Regions from separate parts of the Mus musculus genome. Here region 2 is linked to region 1. The links are chromatin loops, found by intact Hi-C in ENCODE. Cell type or tissue: heart. All regions are shown on one strand. Each heading gives the region's core, and the rest is flanking DNA. Links, peaks and the distances in the headings are about the cores only. Region 1 holds the start of Zfp282 (zinc finger protein 282). Region 2 holds the start of Zfp777 (zinc finger protein 777).

Region 1 (4,384 bases), core at 314-4,313:
GGGGCAATATCAAGATAGACATGTTATCCTCTTTACTTAGCTAAGAGTAAGCCTAGACATTTATTTTATCAAATAAATCTCCACCTGTCTCTGTCTGCAGAGTGCTGGGAACAAAGGCATGCATCCCCACATTGGCAAAGGGGTAAAGAGTAACTGCCTTTCCTTAGCGCCTACTATATGCCAGACATTATAAGTTTTCAATACTAAAGTAGACTAGCATACCCCCTATTTATATATAATATGGGAGGTTTAGAGAGATTTGAGAAAAGGTAGATAAATGTTTTGAAATGTATGAGACCCCTCTCTTGTCCTCTCCTGCAGCCATCATTTCAAATACACTGTCCAGAGCACAAGCTGTAGAAGTTTTAGGAGAGACAATGGAAAACAGTCAATGCCACCTGACAGGTCAAGGGCCAGGCCTGAATCTATCTCTTGTAAAGAGTGTACATTAGCTATGATAGTTTAACCAGTTGTCCATTTTGCTCCTCAGGGAGCTCATAGCCAGTGACTGAGTATCTCAGCCTCCTCAGTCCCTTGGTCATTGGAGCACCTGATATAGGGACCATAACCAATGTAGCACCAGCAGCACCCACATTATGCCCTTTTTTTTCTTCCAGAAGTATACCTTAGCCACCCCATACCCTTCTGCTTGTATAGGTTTCTATGCCCTGTAGTTGGTAGGCTTAGTGGTTATAAAATAATGCTAATATGGTGAAAATGTGCATTTGAGCCTGCTTAAGTTGAAATTTTTGTTGTTTTTTTGTTTGTTTGTTTGTTTTTTGAGACAGGGTTTCTCTGTATACCCTGGCTGTCCTGGAACTCACTTTGTAGACCAGGCTGGTCTTGAACTCAGAAATCCTCCTGACTCTGCCTCCCAAGTGCTAGGATTAAAGGCGTGCGCCACCATCGCCCAGTTTAAGTTGAGTTTTTTTTGTTTTTTGTTTTTTGGTTTTTTTGTTCATACAATACTGTGAACTAGACCCCCAGCCTAAGCCTAATCTCTGCTACACAGTAAAAGTGTGAATGGCTGTGTGAAAGTCTACCTGCGAGGAAACTGGATTAGACACACTGTGTTGTTGTCTTTCTGTGTAAAAAGGAACATTGATATGACTCACTACATACTTAAGGAGGGACATAGTAATCATTTTATCCTGAGGACATAGCTTAAACACTTGGGACTAACTTAGTCCTCTGTTTCTCATTTCTAGAAAAGAGAATATAGAGTTGATATCCCATAGGTCAGAAAATGTCTTCTCAGATGTGGGTTGCCAGTAGAAAAGCATTTGCCTGGAGCTTCCCAGGCTGGGCTTACTCGGTTCCTCTACTAATAGTGGACGTGATGTTTACAGTGAGATATATGCACTTGCATGCATGCACAACTTGTAACCAGGAAACGGAAAAAAAATCACTGACTTCTGGAGCATAACCTTCATAGAGGATAATATGAGTCTATGAAATACTCATTCATATATCCTGGAAGCATACCTAATAAAGCACTCGATAACTGTCCTTCTGAAGATAGCCCCTCTGGCACCCCACCCTTCCCCGTAGCTTCATATTGTTCTCAAGTTTAAGTGTAGTAGAACTCATGGCTTCCACCAGGTCTGACTTTCCACAAGGTGATAAGCCTTAGAGAGCTCAGTCCAGACAAGATAAGGACTGGCCATTTAGGAAGACAAAGTGGACAATATGCTACAGATAACCTACAGGGATTTATCTTTGATGGGTAATTACTTTTTTTTTTTTTTAGACTGGCCTGGAACTAATTATGGAGACCAGGCTGGCCCTAAACTCCACCTACCTCTACCTCTCAAGTGCTAGGAATAAAAAGTGTGCACACCACATCTAGCAAAAGTATCTGGGAGCCTACTATGTGCCAGGCATTAGTTCCTAATTTTTCAACATTAAAATAAGACAAACATAACACCCCACCCTATTTATATAGAACATAGGAGGTTCAGAGACAGTAAATGTTAAAAAAAAAAAAAATCACAGCCAGTGGCAATGTTGCAATTTAAACCGAAGAAGAGTATGCAAACCACAAAAAAACCAACCAACCAACAACAACAACAAAAAAAAAACCAAACAAACAAAAAAACCCCACCTTATGCCTAAGCAAAAGCTGACACATAGTAGGTGTTCAGAAAATATTTGGGTAAAATTTTTACAAGGGTGAGGCACCATTTTCTCCTGGGATGTCCAATGCATTCCTAGAAGTAACAGAAAGCAAGCCCCACTGTCCAGGCCGCAGCTTGGGACGTGAAGATCGACCACCCCAGCCAGACCTAGAGGCCGGCGGTCGCCGTCAGATTTCTTTGGGGGAGGCGGTGGCCCCCAGCCTGGAGTGGCCCCCGTCCAGCCCTGCAGGCGGGCAGGAGCTCCGAGGCCATTGGCTGGCGCGCCGGCTGCGAAGGGCGGGGAGCGCCACCGAAGGGGACTGTTTGCTCCTACGGGCTGTAGATGGAGCTGTCCGGCCCCGGCAAGGGGGAAGGCGCCTGGAAAACGTTCTTCTTCTCCCTGGCCGGCCCGAGCGGGGAACAGCACTCCCAGGATGCAGTTTGTGTCAACACGGCCGCAGCCTCAGCAGCTGGGCATCCAGGGTTTGGGGCTGGACAGCGGGAGCTGGAGCTGGGCCCAGGCTCTGCCCCCGGAGGAGGTCTGCCACCAGGAGCCGGCGCTACGCGCGGAAATGGCCGAGGGAATGCCGCCCATGCAGGTGGGTGCAGCGCCCGCGGGCGCCATGGCCGCGCCGCTGCCGTGGGGGCGGGGCGGGGCCGGGCCTCGGGGAGCCTCGCGGCTGCCGGGGCCCCGGGCGAACGGCGGAGCGGGCCTGGTGCAGGCCCGGAGCGCCAGGCCCTGCCGCGCTGCCACGGTGCCGCTGTCCGGGCCGGTGCGGCCGGGACCCGGGGCCCGCAGGATGCGGAAGCCGGGGCTGTGTTGCCCGGGACCTAGCGCGGTAGTGGCCGCTTCACTGAGCAGGGACTCGGGTTCCTCTTGGCGTCCGACCCGCCTGGGTTTGCGGCAGGCCTATTCCCGGCCCACAGAGGGAACAGTTTAACCATGTTTACACTGTAGCCAGTTTAATAAAAGGGTTTAAAGCTGTTTTATTGCTGTCTTTTTCCGACTATAAAGAGCAGCCCACTTTTCCTCTGTAGAACGGATGAGCCAGGGAAGGGACTGGGAGGGGACTTTGTCATCTTGGGTTGGCAAACTTGCCTGCATATTGGAATCGCCAGAGCAGCCTAAGACAACTGACTACGCCCAAACCGCATCCCCGAGCGTTGTCTTGGGGTCCTGGGGGTGAGAGAGAAGGCTCCAGTTGTTTCTTTAGGCTCCGTAGGAGATCTCAGGGTGCCTAGGACTTAGCTGGCACGGCCTTGGGTATACAGCACAAGGAGAAGGGTTAACGTGGTTTAACATCATTGTCTCAGAAGGGAGACTGAGTTACCTGAAGACTGGACTCTGAAGAAGCCACCCCTGTGTTCCCATTTGATTCTCAGTCAGGACTTAAGACTTGACAAGTCAATATGAAGACCTTTGGTTGTTTTTGAGCAAAATGACCAACTGTAGGTCTTCAAACCTGCGGAAATGCAACCAGCCTCAGACTTCCTACACTTCCATTGTCAGTCTTATCCCCTTCTCTGAACAAGGCCCCGGTGAAGCCTCCATAAGCCCAGTGGATGGCACTGACAGCCATCCAGCCACCAGGACCCAGCAGGGGCTGGCATTCCTAGGGTCCTGTTGTTCTCACTCCCATGTCAGAGAGGAATTCTCAGATGCTGTGGGGTAGTCTTCTGGCTATCACAGCTTCTCAGAGTTTGAGGAAAATAGTTCATGTGATTGTCAAAAGCCAGTCAGTCCGGCTCACTTCAAAGCAATAGGATTCCACTTTTCCCAACTGGAGGGCCCCTTCACCAGAAGCAGAGAGAACCAAGAGAGAAAGGGACATATCTTCTGGTCTGTGTTGTCATCCCGCACACCCTGACCAACCTCCACTTTTCTTTCTCTGTTGTAGAGCTCAGCACACAGCCTATATCTAGTAGAAGAGAAAGAGGCAGGCTCTGGGCCATGGGGAACCCCCTCATCAGGAAGCAGGGAAGGGAGCCACGAGGTTTTTGTTGTAGCCCTCACAGGGGTAAAGAATGTCCCTCTTCCTGTTAAAAAGTGCTATTGTCTAGTAAACCTATTTCCAGTTTGCACAGTTATGAAAAAGTAGCAGTGTGTGGAATTTTAACAGTGCCAGGTGTACCATCCAGCCTAGTATCTCTGGTAGGCCTAGTAGACATGGCAGTGATTGCATGTTTGCAAAGTGTTTGTGTTATCTGTGGCACTTAGAGCCCTGCCAGTTGGCAGGGCAGGGCGGTGCTAAAGAATGGCCAGCTGC
Region 2 (4,384 bases), core at 279-4,278, 170 kb after region 1:
AGGGGTGAAGGGTCATAAGGTATAGCCCCCCCCCCCCCCAAGTCCTGATACAATGTCATCAGCTCCAGCAAACCTGTGGCTTGACCTTACCCTCAAGCAAAGACAGCTAAATCGAATAAGCTCAAATTCTCAAGCTGCTACCTGCTAGCAGGAGAGGAACGTTAGAATTCCTCTGCGCCACATTTCACAGCTTCTACCTGTCTCTCTTTCCTCCCCACCCTTGTGTGGTAAATGATTAGGGGCTCCAGGATCCATGCCAACATACTAGAAACATGCATAACGACACACATCTGACTTTTTACAAAAGCTGTGCCATTTTCTTACATGACCCAGGATGGTTCACTCAGAATTACATGCCATGAAGACCTAAGCCCAGAGGTAAGAATGTTTAAAAAAAAATCTTCATTTTATTTCCCAGGTGTTTTGTTATTGTTATTTTAAGAACTGCGAGGTTTTTAGGAAGCCATCTATCCTATCTCTTCCAGTATACATGGAAACAGGTTCAAAGGCACGGACTCCCATGCAGCAAACCCGCCTAGCACAGCCAGGGTGCCTCAGAGAGCACGTTGGGTGGGAGGGCGTTTAATTATTGAATGGCCCTCGGAAGAACATCAACCTCTTAGGCTCTCATTCGCCAGACCCCATTTATCCGTACCCCAAGTTTGACTCGGGGTGCTCCTGACGCAGAGGCTATGGATCACACTGCTCCCCACACCGGAGTCGCTGGGCTGGGCGCTGCCCGGCCTTCCCCTCCTCCCCCGACGGGCCGCAGCCAGTGCTCGGCTAGCCCAGGCCGCCCACCCTGGCGAAGCCGCCGCCAGCGCCACCCCTCCCCGTCCAGGCCCGCGGCACGCTGGGCAGGCCTCTACGGGACTGCGGGCACCTAGCCCGGGCCGACTCGCTACGTGACCTTGGGGCAGGCAGGGCAGGTCGCCGCCGGGTGTCCGTGCCTCAGTGTCTCCGCTCTGCGAAATGGGAGAGCCGCGTCAGCACCGCGCCCAGGCCGGGAGCCGTTCCGCGGGGCCGAGCTCTGCGGAAAACGTGCCGCTGGCCACCCCGACGGACGCAGCGCCGGCTCCGCAGCCAGGGAGCGAGCGCGCCGCCCGCGCCCCACCTCGGGCCGCGTGTCCGGGAGCCGTGCGGCCGCGCAGCCTCGCACGGACGGCCGCCGCTCCCGCCCGCCCCGGCCGTCCTCCCCCCCAGGGGGCGCGCGAGCCCGCCAGGGCGCCCCCTCCCCGCTAACGTCGCCGCGCCCGGCCCTTACCGAGACCCCAGGCCGGGCCACCGAGCCCGGAGCACGCAGGCTGTCCCCGGGGCCCCGAGGCCGCGCGTCCGTGCGCGCGCGGGCTGCCCTCCCCCGAGCCGGGGCCGCCTCGGCCATGGCCCCGCGCCGCCCGGCCCGCGCCGTGCGAGTCCCCGCCGCCGCCGCCGCCGCCGCGCGCAGCCCCACGCAGGCCCGGCGCCGTGGGCGGGCTGGCAGTGCGGCGCGGCCTGGCCTCACCCGCCGGGGCTGCGCGGCCGTCGGGCCCCGGCCTGCTCGGGGCTGTGCTCGGCGGGCGGGCGCGGGCGGCGGTGGCGGCGGTGGCGGCGTCGGAGCGCGGCTGTGCGGGCTGCGCCCGGGCGGCGAGCTGGGCCCCAGCGCTCTGCGGCCGCCCCCGGCGCGCTCGCCCGCCCCGAGCGGCCGACGCTGCGACCCCGGCTGCGGCCCGGGTCCCGGCTGCGAGCTGCGCGGCCGTCCCGGCGCCTCTTCAGCAGGGGAGCTGCACCGCAGCTGCCATGTTGCTACAAACTGCATCCTGGGAGGCATGTCCCTCTCAGGCGTTTCAAGAGGAGCGCTCGGAGGCTCGTCGGAGGCGGCCGGAACCCAGACAGCTCCATCTACAGCCGGTAGGAGCGAACAGTGAGGCGCGGGCCGCCTCGGCGCCGGACACGCCCTGAGCCCGTCGCGGCTCCCGGTCCCTCGCGGCTCACCTGGCGTCTTGGCGGCCCGGCGCCCTCGGGCCAGGCCGCGGCGGGCAGCGGCGGGCAGCGGCGGCGGCGGAGGCGGCGGAGCGGAATCCCGGGCGCGCGGCGCGCTGGGTCTGGAGGCGGGCCGATGGGCTCCGACAGCCTTCCGCCCGCGGCCGCCTGCGCGTCTCAAACCCAGAACCCGGTCGTTGGCTTTCAAAACCTGCGCTCACAAAGGGATCGGAGAGAGCCGTCACACCACAGAAAGCCGGAGTTCATGTGACCAGCGCAGTGCAGCCCGGGTTCCAGGGACGCGGGCTGTGGATCCAAGGGGAGCGAGGGGTGGGGGTGGGAGTGCTTTGTGAAAAGCCTCAGTGTTGTTTTCGGCCAGAAAGGACAGAATTCCTGGAATCTTTGAGGGCACGGGTTGGAAGGGGCTAGACGGGCTACTTAGGAGGAAACTGAGGCCGAGCCGGGAGTGGCTTGCTGATCCCAAGTTGCAGTTTTCGCCCCCTTGTACTCTTTCCAACCATGAGAGAGAACCCTCTTTCCTGGACAGGTTCAGTGAATCGCACGTTTACTGAATTTGCAGGAGCTGCCAAGATTTGGGAATGGAATGAAAAAAGAAAAATAAGTCTGAGCAGGTGTCCTGGTTACAGTTAGGGATGAATGAACCCCAACTGGAACCTAGAGGAAAAGCCAGAATAATTTTTTCACTTCATAGAACCCCGGGGGTGTCTGGGTTGGAGCTTGTCTTAGAAGGCAACCGGGCAATATGAAGCTCTCAGTAAAAAAACGGAGACCACCAGGCCAAGGACATCTCATTTATTCGTGAAGTGTCACGTGCTCCCCCCCAATATGTCTATGAATTGCGTATCATGTGTGCATACACAGGCAGTGCACACTACTGGCTTTCCTATTCTTGAAGTTTTACATAAGTTGTATTTATTCAGCCCATATCCTGTTGCAACTTTTTGTTATCTGGGTGGATACAGTATGTGTAAACAAGTCTATCTACCTGGTCTATTCATTCTAACCCCTATATAGTATTTCATTATCCTTCGGGGGAAATGAATCCAAACCTGCTGCCAGGATGCCACATATACATCACAGACATACATAGCGCATTGTGCTGTTCACCAGCTCTAGAATAGAGTATCTTCAACTTTCCCAGGCTTTAACTGCTCAGCAGAGACGGTGCCCACATACCCTACCACCATGCATAACTTCCTGTTTTCATGTCCTGGCCAACATTTCCTGGTAAGGGACTTAGAAAGTTTGTCAAAAAGTTGAGAAATGCAACTCCTTATTCTTATTGACATATATTTATGTTGCCATCATTAAAGAAGTTGATTGCTTTTTAAAATCTGCTGCAGTAATGTTAGTTTTCTTACCCTGCAAGGCTCTCTTCATAGTCTGTACCTGCGCTGTTGGATAGCTTTTCTTCCATTGGTTTATAGTGTTTTATAAAAAACACACTCTGGTTATTAATCCTATCACCCACCAAACATTTTTTCTGTGGGGGGGGGTGTTTGTTTTGTTTTGTTTTGTTTTTTTGTTTTTCGAGACAGGGTTTCTCTGTATTGCCCTGGTTGTCTTGGAGCTCACTTTGTAGACCAGGCTGGCCTCGAACTCAGAAATCCACCTGCCTCTGCCTCCTGAATGCTGGGATTAAAGGCGTGTGCCACCACACCCGGCTAACCACCAAACATTTACTGTAACAACTGATGCAGTTGCAGTTATTATTTACTTAATGCATTACTGAGACTGGGAATTGAACTAGGGCTTCTTGCATGCTAGAGTACAGCTGTACCACTGAGCTACAGCCCCAGCCCTTTTTTTTAATTTATTTACATGTATTTATTTACTTATTTATGTGTGAGTTGTGGGGGTGGGGTGTGGTCATCCATACGCTATGAGCGCCTGTAGAGATCGGAGGGCAACTTCAAGGTTCTCCCCTTTCAACATGTGAATTCCTGGGATTGAGCTCTTAGTGAAGTACAGTATGGCATGTCAACATTTCAGTATGTCTATACAGCATAGGTAAGGACAACTGGCTTATTCATTAGTTCAAACTGTTACCATTTCTTAGTGTTTGGATTACCCAAGATCCTCTTGGTTAAGGCGTCAGGCATGCTAGGCAAGCACTTCACTACTGAGCACCCCAGCCCTTCCAATAAACCATAGCCACGGTGTGCTTTTTCCGAGACAGGGTTTCTCTGTATAGCCCTGGCTGTCCTGGAACTCACTTTGTAGACCAGGCTGGCCTTGAACTCAGAAATCCTCCTGCCTCTGCCTCCCGAGTGCTGGGATTAAAGGCGTGCACCACCATGCCCGGCTTAAAATGTATATCCCAGGCTGGCCTCGAACTGCCTTTGCCTCCTTCAGCAAATCCTACCGGCATGTGCCACCACTACCTGCCATCTTCTACTTCTTA

The links. Hi-C counts contacts between places; a loop is a spot of excess contacts. Peaks named below come from ENCODE experiments on the same cell type or tissue, not always from the same donor. Only the 100,000 strongest peaks of a DNase experiment are listed, where the experiment ranks them.
Region 2: it touches region 1 in a loop (2.9-fold over the local background); 1 of 42 quality-filtered maps calls a loop at or near these places.

What each region holds. Positions count from the first base shown.
Region 1 is chr6:47,875,121-47,879,504 of GRCm38, forward strand. Zfp282 (zinc finger protein 282) reads left to right here and starts at 2,435. Exons shown (of 8, transcript NM_146175.3): 1 at 2,435-2,716. The coding sequence starts at 2,552. In heart, for the core only: a CTCF peak has its summit at 2,464; a DNase peak (open chromatin) is centred at 2,461; H3K4me3 peaks cover 2,292 bases; H3K27ac peaks cover 1,714 bases.
Region 2 is chr6:48,046,722-48,051,105 of GRCm38, forward strand. Zfp777 (zinc finger protein 777) reads right to left here and starts at 1,393. Exons shown (of 6, transcript NM_001081382.1): 1 at 1,265-1,393. The coding sequence starts at 1,381. In heart, for the core only: a CTCF peak has its summit at 1,867; DNase peaks (open chromatin) are centred at 1,190 and 1,840; H3K4me3 peaks cover 2,612 bases; H3K27ac peaks cover 2,181 bases; H3K27me3 peaks cover 364 bases.